Linked DNA regions of Homo sapiens: region 1 is linked to region 2. The links are chromatin contacts, found by Hi-C or POLR2A ChIA-PET in ENCODE. All regions are on one chromosome and are shown on one strand. The core of a region is the stretch at or near the end of the contact, and the rest is flanking DNA. Distances in the headings are between cores, read along the strand shown. Region 1 overlaps PPARGC1B (PPARG coactivator 1 beta). Region 2 overlaps ARHGEF37 (Rho guanine nucleotide exchange factor 37).

Region 1 (4,780 bases), core at 1,725-4,224, 120 kb before region 2:
TGGTTGAGCCAGCAGCGGCTCTGTAAGCAGCTCTGTGTGAAAGACACCAGGGGCTGGGGCCCAAGAATGGCCATTCTGAACCTCAAAGAGCACCCACAGCCAAGTCTGCAGACCCCTGGGGTATCTGAGTATTCACTGACACCTTCCTTCCCCTATTAACATATATATATATATATATATATATATATATATATATTTTAACTAAAACAGAGAAGACAGCTAAAAGAAAGTTTGTTTTATAGATTTTAAAAAATGATTCAAGGTGGATAAAATAATGCTGTGGAAAAGGGGAAGAAATTATTGTAGATATCATCTGTCAGTAGAGGATTTTGAATGACTTGCTCCTTTAAAAAAAAAAAATCTGGCCTGAAGTTCCCAATTCTCACCCAATCTTTCCACCCCCATGAATGACTTATCCAATGTTCCGTGATTCACTGGGGAGGTTGGAAATCAGGGATTCTCTTGCCTGGAGTTCCTCCTCCACCTTCTCCTCCTTCCAAACCCACTCGTTTAAGGCACATGATCCCATGACAAATTTCTTCCAACTTACAGTTCAAAGAGAAGTCAGCATTGCACCTGTCACCAGGAAAGGGGCCATAACCTGGGGAGTTAAGAACCTACACTGACATTACCCACTGGGTGCAGGGAAAGTACATTAACCATCTGCGATGAGACTGTTTCCTAGCTCCATCTGTCCATCTGTCTCCAGGAACTAGTCTCCCTCTCTATCCAGTACCTGGTGGTTCAGCTCCAAGCAGAATTTACCAAAGCAAAACAGCCCCCATGATTCACAATCCCAGACTTGTGACACTTTAAAACAGCTCACGTTTAGAAAGATAATGAGTCACAGGATGGCAGAGATTAGGAAACTCAGGGCCAGAGAGGGGGCGAGACCTGTCCAAGGTCACACAGCAAAGAGGAACAGCCCAGGGCTCCCTCCAGACTCCAGGTACAATATTCTCACCATGACACTCTTCTTTCCAGCACAGATGCAAAAAACAAGATTTTCCTCTTCCCTAACTCTAAATTACATAGAGATCAATGGAGATTACAGTTTTCTGGGGGCGTTTCACAGTTGCAACTGTTGCAAAATCATACAATGGCGAGATGTGGCAATTCCGAAAAGACTGGAGATCATTGCTCCAAAAAGAATTCAAGATAAGGCAGGGAACTCAGACAGCAGTAGCGGAGGGGCTCCATTCAAAAAACATCTCTCTTCTCAACCAGGCAGATCTGAAGGGCCACAAGTCTCACATTCCCGTCCAGTTCCTACAACAGTGACCTCAGCGGGTAAGTCACTTCACATCCCTGGGCCTTGGGTTCTTCATCAGCAAAACAGAAATGAAAATCCTCACAAGGATGTGAACTGTGGATGTGAAAATGCTGTGTGAATTTCGCAGTGACACACTAACAGGTATAACGGTAAATAGGAGTAATAATCATTATGATGGCACTAAGTATCATCTGCATCATTAAATTTATTGAGGGCTGTACCTAGTGGTTCTGTGGTGCCTGGCCCCACCGATTCCTGCTGTATTGAGCCAGGGACTTGAGTCAGGACTACATATGAGAAGCTGTACCCCAGCCTTTGTGTCAATCCTTAACACAAATCCCTGCATGTCCCCCACTCACTCCTAGGGCCTGGGGAGGAGCGGTGCAGTCCACAGGGTGATACCATTCATCCCATGCTGCCTGTGAGGCCCAGGGAAGAACTAGTCACCCTCAAAGTCACTCTCCTTCTGAAACCTCCCCAAGGCCTTTCCCCTTCTGCAGAGCAGCCTCCAGCTAGTTTCTCGGACGAGAATCTTGGTGTTCCATCTTTGGATTCTTCCAGACATTTCGTTCATGCTGTCTGTTCCTCACCCCCATGGGGAGTCCTCCAGTCAGCTCAGAGCCTCCCCTCAAGCCTCTCACCTAGCCACTCATTGCTCAGTCATCAGCCACATGATATGCTAGCCATCACGACAGCCTGGTCCCTGGCTAGGAGGCCCCTCCCATCATGTTGGCCAGCTCCTGCTCATCCTTCAATACCCTTTCTGCTGCAAAAGTTGTCTTGACACTCTGCCCTGGGCACCTTCCATGGCCATCAGCAGATCTGTTCATCCAGGGCAGGGAGCAAGGCTTGCTCAAATCTGCAACTGGTTTCCCGTGCACAAGGAGTGACTGCTGCACGGCTTCCTCCACTAAACTGTCACCAAACCATCTGGTCACTGGTAATTGTCATTATTATTGATCATAACACCCAGACACACTGCACTAAGCTCTTCAGACATTGTACCTTCTCATCTTCTCAACTCAACTACCCACTGAGATATATATATATAGATATATCTATATCTATATCTATATCTATATCTATATCTCTTCACCCCATTTCACAGGTGAGGAAACTAAGGCCCAGGCAGAATAAGTACCATGCCCTAAGTCAGCAGCTAACTGACAGACCCTGGACTCAGGCTGACTCAGAGCTCTGTTCTTCACTGTTCTCGTGTGCCTCCCACTTGCCCTCAGACCCTGGGCTGTGCTCATCACCTGGAACCGGCTGGTACTGCCCCTCCTCTGGTTGTTTCACAACCATATCATTGAAAATCTTCTGGCAGGCCAGCTGAGCAAAGGAGGGCTTTCTTCTCCTCTTAGGGTGGATTCTAAACCTCCACCTCCCTCTCCTGCTTGGCTCCTCACCCACTCCTCAACCCCACCCTGCTCTCCCTGGAACCTGATTCACCAACCTGGGCCTGCTCTAGCCTCTCAGGAGATGGGCCTCTGGCAAAGCAGCTTCCACCCAAGACACCATCACTGTCCTCTAGTTTTGCCTGCTATGGTGCCTGCCCATGGTCCACCCCCACCCCACCAGGGAGGTGTGGATGCAGGCACAGTGGGAGGAGATTGCCACATTCCTGTTGGGGCTGGACCAGAAAGTACAAGCCAGGCTGCCACTCCTTCAGCCACTGGGACAAAGAGCAGTGCTGGAGTAGGCTGGAGGCCCCAGGCGCTGCTGGGCAGGTACCTGGTGTCCACACCCACAGGGCAGGGAGGAGCTGTTGCCCAACCCCAAGGAGAAAGTGGCATGAGGCCACTAGGGCACTGGGGCATGATATTTTGGGGCGGGGCCCTGGTCATGCCTGCCTGCTGGGCCCTGGGGACCTCTGTGTGGCTTGGTCAGCAAAGGAGCTATGTCCCCAAGCCCCACACTCACCCTCTGAGCATCAGGCTCACGTGAAGAATGGTGCTAAAAGTATTTTTCTCCTGACACTGTTAGGAGGGTTAGGTGAGCTCGGCAGCCTGTACAGCTTAAGGACTTAGCCAACTACTCACTCATTCAAGACACATTCAGTTATGCGAAGGAATGAAGTTGGACTCTTACCTTACACCATATATAAACATTAACTCCAAATGGATCAAAGATAAAAATGAAAGAGCTCAAACTCTAAAACTCTTAGAAAAAAACAAAGCAGGCAAAGGCTTCCTGACATTGGGTTTGAAAATGATTTCTTAGATATGACACCAAAAGCAGAGGCAACAAAAGAAAAAATAGACAAATTAGACTACGTGAAAATTATTTAATTTTGTGAATTAGAAGACACTATCAACAGAATAAAAAGGCAACACATAGAATGGGAGAAAATATTTGCAAATCATATCTGATGAGATTAGTATCTCAAATGTAAAGAGAACTAAATGTCAACAACAACAAAAAACAAACAACCCAATTTTAAAATACAGGCAAATGACTTGAAAAGACATTTATCTAAAGAAGATATGCAAATGGCCAGTAAACACATTAAAAAATGCTCAGTCATTAGGGAAATGCAAATCAAAACTACAATAAGATAACCACCTCACATCCATTAGGATGGCTACTATTTAAAGAAACAAACAGAAAACAGGAAGTGTTAGAGAGGATATGGAGAAATTGGGACCCTTGTGCACTGTTGGTAGGAATGTTAAATGGTACAGCCACCATGGAAAACAGTATGGTGGTTCCTCAAAACATTAACAATAGAACTACCATATAATCCAGCAATTCCACCTCTGGGCATATACCCAAATGGGTTGAAGTCAGGGTCTCCAAGAGATATTTGTGCACCCATGTTCATAGCACCATCATTCACAATAGCTAAAATGTGAAAGCAACCCAGGTATTCACTAACAAATGAATGGATAAGCAAAATGTGGCATATTCAGTGAAATATTATTCTACCTGAAAAAGGAAGGAAATCCTGACATTTGCCCCAATAGAGATGAGCCTTGATGACACTATGCTAAGTAAAATAGGCCAGCCACAAAAAGACAAATACTGTGATCCCACTTGTATGAGAAACCATGTCACAACCAAAATCATAGAGACAGAAAGTAGAATGGTGGTCATTTGAGGAGATGACACCTGACAGGACAGGAAGGAGGTGAGGAAGCAGCAAGCCATGGCAATGCCTGGGAAGAGCGTTGCCGGCAGAGGGAACAGCAAGTGCAAAGGCCTCACTACACTAGCTAGAAGACTAATTCTATTATCAGTGGAGCCACACCCTGACCACACTGTGGAAGCAGCACACAGAGCTGGGATGGCAGTGAATCAGGCATCAGAAATGGATTCTAGTCCTGTTGCTACCTCTAAGCTACTGCATGGTCTGGGACCATGACCAGCACCCCTCTGATCTTTAAGGGGCCTGATACATCAAACTGTCACTGGCCTCTGGGAGTCTGCAGGTGACTTGTGTTCTCTCAGGCTGCCTTCTTCCTCCTCTCTTCCAACCCATTCACTCATAAAGTAATCCTAATCCCC
Region 2 (4,982 bases), core at 1,798-4,297:
TAGTACTTGAGGCACATGACAAAGGCTTAGGGAGATTCTGGGATGAATCAGAAGTTCTCAGCCTCAAGGAGCATGCAGTTGCCTGTGGGCGCAACAGGCACACAGTCAGAGCCTAGTGATCTTCCCAAAGTACAACCCTGAGCACATCACTCCTCTGTTTCAAACCCTTTCATGCCTCCCCCACTGCCCTCAGAATAAAATCCAAGGCTCCTTTCCATGTTTGCTGCACTTCTGGGCCTCCAAATGTTCTCTCTCTGCCATCTTCACCTAACCACCCACTGGGCCTCAGCTTGGATATCACCTCTTCCAGGAAGCCTTCCTTGGCCGCCAAGTCTGAGACAGAGGTAGGCCTCTTCCCTGGCTTGCGTGGCACCTGCCATTACTTCATCCTGACACTTACACGGCACGTAATTGATGGGTGCCTCATCTGCCTGCCTTAGAGACTGGGATCTGGAAGACCGGGCCTCATCTGTCTGATTTCTTTCTGTATCCCCCAGCAGCTCAGGCCAGCTCCCTGAGGCGTGAAGGGTGTCCATTAAATGGACACCTGAGCAAACAAGATATTATTTTTATATACAGCAAGTGTCTAGCAAACAAATGGCACAGCGGGGCATCTGGCTACCCAATGTTTAGAGTCACACAAATTCCAGAGACTTTCCATCTTTGAAGTCCTTTATTCCCAGCAGTTCACATCAGTTACTCATTGAGCTGGGGTTCGTCATATTAACCAAGAATTCATTCATCTTTCTTTTGATATTGTAATCTTGTCCTCATCTCCACAACTGAGTTGGGGCCTGAGGGGTTTAAGAGTTCTCACTCCATCACAGGAGGCAAGGGGTACCCTTGTGAACCAGACTTCAACTCCTGGAAGTCTTGTTCAGTTCATAGGCAAATATCTTTGCAAGTTTAGTATGAGACAGCCCAACGGTTAAATAAATAAGACACAGTGCCATGGTTCTAGGCATTTGGAGAGGGAAAAGGCACATTACACAGATTCCCCTGGAGAAAATACAGGCCATTCTCATCTTCTCAACATGCATTTTCCCACTCTTCAGTGACTTTTAATCTTATCCCCTGGTCTATGAGAAACCATAACCCACGTGCTACTGAATACATTTTTATTTTCCCTTCATGACATAGACTTGGTTCCAAGTATATTTTATTTTCCTCCCTTATGCCTACAAGACATCCAATTTTGTTCAGGTCCCTTTTAATGGCACTTAATAAATATACATTCTGAGACCTGGCAGAACAGGCTGTCCCCTTTCACACTGCCTTTAAAGCGCCTGTTTGAACTAGCTAGTGCAGAGCTCAGGTGGGGCACGTCCTAGCTTACAGCTCATGGCCATCTCTGGCACCAGGTCTATCTGTCCAATACTTTGTGTCTAGGGTAGAGGTCCCTAACCCTGGCTGCACATTGGAAGCACCTGGGAAGCTTTCTGAATTCCTGAGGCCCGAGCCACACCCTAAACCAATTTCATCAGAATCTCTGGGTGGGACGGAGCCTGGATTCTGCCAGTTGAAACCTGCCATGGTAACTTCAGTGAGCAGCTACACTGAGAACTCCTGAGCTACAATTCTAGCACACAGTAGGCCTTCGGTAGGTATCTGTGGAACCCACGAGTGGGTTTCCTATTTCATTATCTGTTCCCCTATGCTCTCTATTTTTATCAGAAATCTGAGCAGGAAAGAGCAGAGAGAATGAGTCAAGAGCATCCTCTCAAGTGAATTCGCTGCTGAGAAAGGAACCGTAGGGCTTGCATTTCTCTTGTGTCATGCAGTCTTCATGCTTTAACAGGCCCAGAGGAGGCAAGTTATAGACTGACACAGACATGTATATATTTCTTAAAAGCCCTTCAAAAACCAGAGCTCACTGCTTAGGCACTATGGTTATAACACAGACATGTTCTTGGAAGCATATCTAAACTACCTCCTGTTTGACACACATTCTAACTTGGGTTGGTTACAAACTTTGTCAGTTGTTAAGATCACACTTGGTCACATTTTCCCATTTCTGTGAATCTTGCAACTTATCTTTGCCCAGAGCAACAGCCTAGACATGACCACCCCAAGCAGGGACTGCACTGCACCCAACATTGCCCCAGCAGGTCAGTCCTCCTTGAACAGGAACTGTTTTTGAGGGGCTCCAATTTCCAGGTTCTAGAATGGGGTGGCTCACTTACCAAGTTAAAGAGGCTGGCTACATAGAATGCAGTATTGAGAAGCCCCCCAAGGTAGATCCTGGGTTACAGGAAAGAAAGCTATACTGATGAACAAGGTTTGCTGCCACAGGCATGGGCGTGGGGGAGGGCAGCATGCCGGGGGCCACCCCGAGATCACTGCTGTCATTTACATTTGTATCACACTTCACAGTTTACAGGGAGCTCTGCATGCTTAGCCCCACGTCATTCTCAGCACAACCCTGTGAGTGAGGTCTTTCTGGATGGGAACACTGAAGTTGTGTCCTACATCTAAGGTCCCACAGCCAATTGCATCACATCCACGGCTGCCTCCAGGACCTCAGGGGCCACCTGAAACCACTGGGGGTTCCCCCTGGCTCCCCTTCTAACCAGAAACAGGAAAGCAAGCCATTCCCTAACCTCCCCACCCACCAGGCCTTATCACCGCCTTCCCAGAGTTTCCTCTATGATTTGCATACCCCTTTGTTCCCTAGTCCTGAGAACACAGCAGTAGCTGTTCACCTGCTGCCAACAGCCTCACACACCCCACCTAACACAGTATCAAAATCCCCTCTTCCCTGGAACAGCCTCTGAATTTGCCTACACACATTCCAGAACTATGACTTGGTCACACCCACTCCCAGGACCAGTCAAGAGTCTTGGGAACCTCTCTGCTACACCGATAAATCCATGGCTTCCCCACTTGAGAGGGCTCCCAGTGGGTCACTGCCCAAGATAAACTCAGCTTCCAGCATAGAGAAATAAAAGCTGACTCATTGGTTATGATGTCTCCTGATACCATGTGTAGGAAGTGAACTGTCTGACCAGGCAGTTCTGGACTCCTCCAGAACCCGCTTCCTGCAACCACACAGCACGCAGGTAACATTATCCCGTGTGACCCACGCCCACAGGCAGGCCCGGATGCAGGCACAGCTAAGACTGGCCATAACCTATGGAGAGTCCTGGCCAATCAGCTGTGACCTGCTGTCCAAGTGCATTGTGACCCCAGGTCGGAATGAGTTCTTTATGCAGACATAATGAGCAGTCCTGGCTGGAGCCTCCTGTGCCCCCACCACACCAAGCACTCTGCGAGGCCCGCCCATGTCTTCTGGCTGCCTCCTGAGTGTGCTTCACCCACCCTGGCCTGGTCTTCCCTTCCACCTCCACCTTTCCTTTGCTTCTTTTCCCCCCAGGGTCAGAGCCTCTAAGCCTCCCCCATCATTTGGCAATGTAGGCTCCAAAGAGGGTACCCTAAGAGGGCAGACTCCAGCCCCACAGAACTGGGCTCCGAGCCCTGGCCAAGAAGCCAGAAGGCACATAACCCCTCTGTCCATTCACTTCCACCAGGCTCCACTCAGGGTTCCCCTTCTTGTCCTGGGCCTCCAGGATGGTCACAGGCTGGCCTGCCTGCAGGCTCACTTCATGGCTGCTTCTGGCCACAAAAGGGTACGCGGCTATGACCTGAAACACATGGGGAGTGACACAGAAATGGTCAGGGTGAGAAGGTAGACAGACTGGATCCAGAGAGGCTGTTTATCCTGTTCCCATCCACCTGGCTCTCGTCCCCATTGCTGGATGCTCGTCACCTCCCAAGTACATCTTTTGTACTAAAGGCAATGACTGCATCTGCTAGTACCACAGCCCATACTATGTGACTGGCACTGTCCTAGCACTCTACTGGGTTTGGGTTCTCACAATAATTCTATCATTCTATTTGCTGCATTTTTCAGATAAGAAAAATGAGGATCAGAGAAGTCAAGGAACTTACTCAAAATTGCACAGCAGTGAATCTAGGCCTGTCTGACCTCCAAACAGATATTTTTGATCCACTACTGCCACATCACTGAGCAGACTCAGCACCCTCTCCCTCTCCAGATCTAATGGTTTGAGCTGCCCAGGCCAGTTTCCCAGCTGAAAGTAGAGACAAGGATTTGGGCAACTTGTTTACTTTTTACAGAAAAGTATAGAACTGGGCCAGGTGTGGTGGCTCACGCCTATAATCCCAGCACTTTGGGAGGTAGAGGAGGGCAGATCACCTGAGATCAGGAGTTCAAGACCAGCCTGGCCAACATGGTGAAACCCTGCCTCTACTAAAAATACAAAAATTAGCCGGGCATGGTGGCGCACACCTGTAATCCCAGCTACTCAGGAGGCTGAGGTGGGAGAATTAATTGAGCCTGGGAGGTAAGGCTGCAGTAAGCCGAGATCATGGCACTGCACTCCAGCCTGGGCCACAGAGCCAGACCCCGAAAAAAAAAAAAAGAAAAAAAGAAAGGAAGGAAGGAAGGAAGGAAAGAAGGAAGGAAGAAAGAAAGAAAGAAAGAAAAATAAATTGAACTAGAGAAAACAATTGGCAAGGAGGGCATGTATTAGGCTAATATTTAACCTCTCTGAGCCTGTTTTACCACCTGCAAAATGAAGGGAATGGTCCCATCCCCTTCAGGACATTGAGAGAATTTCATGAAGGAATACATGTGTAGGGTTTTACACAGTGCCTGATACATACATAGCAAGGGCTCAATAAATGCAGGCTGCTTAGGTTTTTTGTTTGTTTGTTTTACCATTACTGTCATTACTGATGGTCAAGCCTCAGGAACATTAAGCACCATGGAAGGGCTGGGATGATCCCGGGCAAGTCCTGCAGAGTCCCAGAGGAAGCAGCTGATATGCTTGGGCAGATAGACAGCTGAGCTCACCCAAATGAGCCCCTGGATGGGGAGTCCCTGAGACACCACCCCCATTGACTGGAGCTGGGCGGCGGGGGTAACCTCATTCCTGTCCCCAGAGGCACCGGGGCAGAGG

What was found. A loop is a pair of places that touch in the nucleus more often than their neighbours do. ChIA-PET counts read pairs that join two places held with the same protein, here RNA polymerase II (POLR2A). Pooled maps may share reads with other maps.
Region 1: POLR2A ChIA-PET joins it to region 2 with 27 read pairs in MCF 10A. The contact joins two enhancer-like sites. A Hi-C loop is called at or near these places in 10 of 168 maps with a recorded cell type or tissue (CD4-positive, alpha-beta memory T cell, CD8-positive, alpha-beta T cell, Calu3 and 7 more), 7 of 37 single-sample maps with no recorded cell type and 15 of 50 pooled maps. POLR2A ChIA-PET finds 5 or more read pairs at or near these places in 6 of 52 experiments (CD4-positive, alpha-beta T cell, CD4-positive, alpha-beta memory T cell, H1 and 3 more).

Annotation. Positions count from the first base shown.
Region 1 is chr5:149,745,870-149,750,649 of GRCh38, reverse strand. All of the region lies in intron 1 of PPARGC1B (PPARG coactivator 1 beta), which reads right to left. Among named protein-coding and RNA genes, the nearest start is that of MIR378A, 15 kb to the right of the region's middle. Within about 2 kb of position 2,974, at least 10 of the 41 ENCODE cell types and tissues checked have a DNase peak (open chromatin) inside an H3K27ac peak, as active enhancers do.
Region 2 is chr5:149,630,641-149,635,622 of GRCh38, reverse strand. It overlaps ARHGEF37 (Rho guanine nucleotide exchange factor 37), which reads right to left. Exons shown (of 13, transcript NM_001001669.3): 13 at 655-3,641. The coding sequence ends at 3,432. Among named protein-coding and RNA genes, the nearest start is that of ARHGEF37, 52 kb to the right of the region's middle. RefSeq lists an enhancer at 2,465-3,664. Within about 2 kb of position 3,047, at least 6 of the 41 ENCODE cell types and tissues checked have a DNase peak (open chromatin) inside an H3K27ac peak, as active enhancers do.